Regions from separate parts of the Homo sapiens genome. Here region 2 is linked to region 1. Evidence: read pairs that join two places in POLR2A ChIA-PET (ENCODE). Cell type or tissue: CD4-positive, alpha-beta T cell. All regions are shown on one strand. Region 1 overlaps SMPD3 (sphingomyelin phosphodiesterase 3). Region 2 overlaps SLC7A6 (solute carrier family 7 member 6).

What was found. ChIA-PET counts read pairs that join two places held together with the same protein. Peaks named below come from ENCODE experiments on the same cell type or tissue, not always from the same donor. Only the 100,000 strongest peaks of a DNase experiment are listed, where the experiment ranks them.
Region 2: POLR2A ChIA-PET joins it to region 1 with 11 read pairs; 7 of 35 experiments call an interaction of 5 or more read pairs at or near these places.

What each region holds. Positions count from the first base shown.
Region 1 is chr16:68,378,338-68,380,837 of GRCh38, reverse strand. The region is part of intron 2 of SMPD3 (sphingomyelin phosphodiesterase 3); the gene reads left to right. Among named protein-coding and RNA genes, the nearest start is that of PRMT7, 69 kb to the right of the region's middle. RefSeq lists enhancers at 302-802, 803-1,305. In CD4-positive, alpha-beta T cell, no CTCF peak of the experiment used is centred here; a DNase peak (open chromatin) is centred at 1,211.
Region 2 is chr16:68,268,281-68,270,780 of GRCh38, reverse strand. All of the region lies in intron 2 of SLC7A6 (solute carrier family 7 member 6), which reads right to left. Among named protein-coding and RNA genes, the nearest start is that of SLC7A6, 5.0 kb to the right of the region's middle. In CD4-positive, alpha-beta T cell, no CTCF peak of the experiment used is centred here; DNase peaks (open chromatin) are centred at 230 and 1,300; H3K27ac peaks cover 1,984 bases.

The DNA of each region.
Region 1 (2,500 bases):
TGCCTAAATCCTAACATTTGTGTGGACTTGTGTTTAAAATTCTACTCCCACAGACAGTATGCTGTCATCCCCTCTTAAGTAAAGCATATTCCAAGCCTTGTTAGGCTCATGAACCATTAACATCAGCCTTCATGTCAGGGAAGTAGGGACTTGGCTGGGACAGAAATCTCAACAGCAGAACCTGAGAGAAGCAAGGCCCTCCTGGTCTCCTTCCTATGAAGGGCAGAGGTGGTGCTGAGGGCAGAGGGCCTCCTGAGGATGCAGGTGGCGCTGGTCAGCCGGGAGCAGGTGACGTGACCTGCTTTGGTGTTCCAGGATCCCTTGCTTTGGTGACTTGCAAGGCCCAGCCCAGGCACAGGCCTCAGCACCCAGGCAGGCTCAGAGCACTTGAGGTTGGAGGCCTTGCCTGGCTAGATGCTCAGCTGTGGCCTGTGATTGCTCCAGTTCGGCCCCGGAGCTGCCTCAGGTGGAGGAGGTTCCCCATCTTCATCCTGAAGCAAGACTTTGCCCCTGGCCTCCTCTCTGTCTTGGGCTCAGCCTCCATGAGGGCATAGGACTGGCGGGAGCCCTGCGGGCTTCTGCCCTTGCAAACTCTGGCAGATAAGTCTGGTTGTCAGGCTGGTTTGTGAGCAGAACACAGGAATGAGAGGAGGTGCTGCCTGGTGTGGCTCAGACGTGGGTCTAGGTGCCAGCCTCCATCCAGCCTTCTCCTTGCTGGCACCCTTTGTGGTCACTAATAGATGACTTTGGAGTGACAGGTGGTAGAGAGTGGGCAGTCAGGTCTTCAAACTCAGCTGTCCCCCTAGGATGGGGCCCATGCCTCCAGGGCAACTGCCCATGTCACCGTGGCACAAGGGCCTGGACCCAGGGGTCCTGCTGTTTGAAACATCACGTTGGCTCTTGCACCTCTAGGACGTGCACCACTCACCTGGCTTGAGATTTGCTTTCCAGTCACGCCCGAGTTGGCTTCATCTGGGCTTTCTGACTTCGCCAGGGAAATGCCGAGGCTGGCTGGTTGAAGGAGTGCCCCAGAGCTGCTCACAGCCTGTTCCTATTCTCAGAAATCACACGGTGCAGTAATACCTCCTGTGAAAAGTTTCTTTTTGAAAATTGTATGGCCCCTTTGCCTGCACCTGGCTTCTGCAGAAGCCTGTGCCTTGGGCTCGCACAAGCAGCCCACAACAGATGGCTCTGATAACCTCCTGCGAGGAGACGGAGGCCCTGACGTCGTCCCCTGCACTGTCCTCGCCATGCACCTGGGAGAGCAGAGAACCCTCTTTGTAAGGCAAACCAGCCTCAAGAGGAGGAGACTTTGAAGGCTCCGGCTGTATCTTCAGGACTTTGCAGCAAGGGAATTAACAGTGATAGCAAAATGATAAAAATAAGCGTCCTAGAGATGAGGCAGGCACCACACTCGGTGCTGCACGTGCACCATCTGCAACTACCCTGAGAGACGGTTATTACCAAGGCTTAACATGTGAGGAAACTAAGGCACAGTCAGTTGAGCAGCCTGTCCAATATCCAGCAGGTCGACCTGGCCCTGCATGTCCAACACCAGAGTTTGTGCTCCCAGCATCTGCTCCACTGTGGTCTCCCAAGGGATGCCGATAAGGCACAGGCCAGAGGCACCAGGTTCTGCAGGGCCTCCCAGGACTCAGGGGAGCCTCCACTTTTCCCAGTGGGACGTCAACGGGGAGCCACAGGAGGTTTGCACAGGAGAGGACCTGATAGAATCGCATTTTAGAAAGATCACATAGCTGTATCTGAGACAGGATCCATTTGGTGGCAAATGCCAGAAACCAACTCAAAGGGACTAGAGCAAGGAAAAGGGGAACTGCTGAATCATTAATTGGAAAGTCTGTGGGTTGTGCTGGCTTTGGGTGCGGGGAGATCAGAGCTCAACGATGTCTCTAGGACTTGGTCTCTTTCCTTCCAGCCCTAAGGTCTGTTTTCCTCTGAATTGGATTCATTCTCAAAGAAGGTTCCAGAAGCTTCAGGTTCCTAACCTTCCATCTCAGATAAAATGCAGGCCTCTTTCCTAAAGGGCCCAGTAAGGGTTCCAGGGAGAGCTTAGGGTAGTCTAGCTGGGTTGTGTGACCTTCCAGGTCAGGAGGGCTGGTGCTGAGTGGCCTGGGTGGCTCACTGCCCTCCCTGTGGAGTGCAGCAGGGTGGGCTTCAGGCTTGTGGTGGTGCCGAGACTTGGAGCTCCATCCAGGACGTGCAAACAGACACGTGCCTGATTAGAGTGACAGACTGAGGGGGTGGGGGGGTGTGCAGGTCAGGGAGGACTGCAGGGAGAAGGAGGCAGGTGCTTTGGATCTAGATGGATGAACAGGCATTTACCTGGCACACCTGTGTCTGTAGGAGCCGCTGCCACAGCACACATGTTCTTGCCAGACCCCAGACCCCAATTCTACCTGGGATGTGGCTTTCGGGAATTAGCGTGGATGTGTCCAACCTGCATCACTCAGAAAGGCATCCGCTTCTGTCTTTCTGTCCT
Region 2 (2,500 bases), 110 kb after region 1:
ATTTTTCTTGGAGCCATCAGAAAGCTGAAGTTACAGGGCAACCAACTAGATTGAAACTGATGGAAAGACAGCCACCTCCAGGGAGATAGAGAGATACAAGGTCTGGCTCACCTGTGGCAGTGGGAGAAAGATGAGACCACCATTTAGGTGAGTCAGAAGAATTCAAGTAAATTTTTTTAAAAATTACCAAATGTCAAGTGTGGGTTAGTAAGAGCCACAGACACTCAGGTTTTTTCCATAGACCTCAGTGGTTACTCAGAAGAAATACTGGGCAAGTAACCTGAGAAAACCGCTCTTGGTAGTGCTGGCTTATGGGAGGGAAAATACAAAGGCCAACCTATACCCTTCTCCTCTAAAGAATAAAAACCATAAACCCCTGGGAAAGGGCAGCAAACTCTGTCACTCCTGAGGCAGCTGGGGCAGGATAAAAGAAAAAAAAAACCTCTATGCCTGGAGGAGGGGTAGGAAATTCTGGGCAAGACCACCGGAGGTGTCTTTCTCCTGGGAAAAGGGCAGGAGCACCCAGAAAGATCCACTCCCAAGACCCAGGGAAACAAACAGGGCCTGCTTAAGACTGAGGCTGAACCAGACAACAGAGAAATCCCTACTCCCTACCACCAGGTTAGCAAGCACCCAGGAACAAGCAACAGTAGTCTACCACTGAGACTGTGCACTGAGGCATAGGTGCACAGAGAAATCCTAAAGCTGAGGGTGGCTGGACGCAGTGGCTTACACCTGTAATCTCAGCTACTCTGGAGGCTAAGGCTGGAGGAACTTGAGGCCAAGAGTTCGAGACTAGCCTGGGCAACATAGCAAGACCCCATCTCTACAAAAAAAAATTAAAAAGTAGCCAGGCATGATGGCACACGCCTATAGCCCCAGCTATTTACTCAGAAAGCTAAGAGGTAAGTTTGAGTTCAGGAGTTGGGAGGCTGCAGTGAACCATGATGGCACTACGGGCACTCCAGCCTTGGTGACAGAGTGAGATGACCGAGTGAGACCTTTTTTCTTTCTTTTTTTTTTTTTTGAGACAGAGTCTTGCTTTGTCACGCAGGCTGCAGTGCAGTGGTACAATCTTGGCTCACTGTAACCTCCACCTCCTGGGTTCGAGGGATTCTCCTGCCTCAGCCTCCCAAGTAGCTGGGACTACAGGTGTGCACTACCATGCCTGGCTAATAAACTGAGGGTATGGATGGAGGATAACCACTGAGAAAAAGCCTCCCTCCTGCAAACCAACCGTAAGCTGGCAAGGAAACATGAGAAGAATTTGAAGTCATTGGTGCACCTAACGTAACCATAGCAACAATAACACCCAAACACTACTGTCTCCTGACTAGGAGTTCAAACTCCCATACAAACAGTCTAGCAAAGAAGAGCTGTACCCAGTTCCCAAAATAAATACTATATACCTCAGTCTCTACTGTTCCACACACGGTATCTGGCAATCAGTAACAAGTTACAAGCAACATAAAAAAAGCAAGAAAAACAACCCACTATCAAGAGGAAAAGTAATCAATAGGACCATATTGAGAGATGACCCAGATAATGGAAACATCAAACAAGGAATTTAAAATAATTGTGTTTGATACATTTAAGGTTCTACTGAAAAAGTTGAACAGCATGCAGAAACAAATGTGGAACTTTAGCAGTGAGATGAAAACCAAAAGGGTCAAAATGGAGAAAGTGAAAAAATAGAACAGAACATCAACCTGTGGGGCAATATCAAATAGCCTAGGTAAATATTTTTTAATACGTATTTTTGCTCTTTTTTTTTTTAGACGGAGTTTCGCTCGTTGCCCACGCTGGAGTGCAATGACGCGATCTTGGCTCACTGCAACCTCCGCCTCCTGGGTTCAAGCTATTCTCCTGCCTCAGCTTTCCGAGTAGCTGGGATTACAGGCATGCGCCACCACACCCAGCTAATTTTTTGTATTTAGTAGAGACGGGGTTTCACCATATTGGTCAGGCTGGTCTCGGACTCCTGGGACCTCAGGTGATCCGCCTGCCTCGGCTTCCCAAAGTGCTGGGATTACAGGCGTGAGCCACCACACCCAGCCAACAAAAAAATTTTTAAAAATTTTAAATTCCTGCAGTCTCCTGCAGCAGGTAATAAAGGAATTTAACAGACTACCAAAATTTCCCCATGAAAATTTAACCACGAAACTGCCACAAGCAATTTTTGGAATAAATGAATTTATCACAATTCAATTACATCAGAAAACGGGATGAAAGGGGGGAAAAGCTCGATTACAAAGGAAGTTTTACAAAGTGGATTTGAAACCAAAATTTTTGTAATGACTAAAGGAAAAAATGCTATTGAGAATGTTTGGAAAAACTCAAAACCATTTTTACTGTGTACTCTCACACCACAATAATCAACACAGAAGAGTTCTGTGACCAAATGCCGGAGGGGGAGGGTTCCCCACTAACAAGCAATCATTTCTCCCCAGGGACACCAGCTGAGTGTCCTCCAGTTCAATCCCAACACTATCTACCTGGA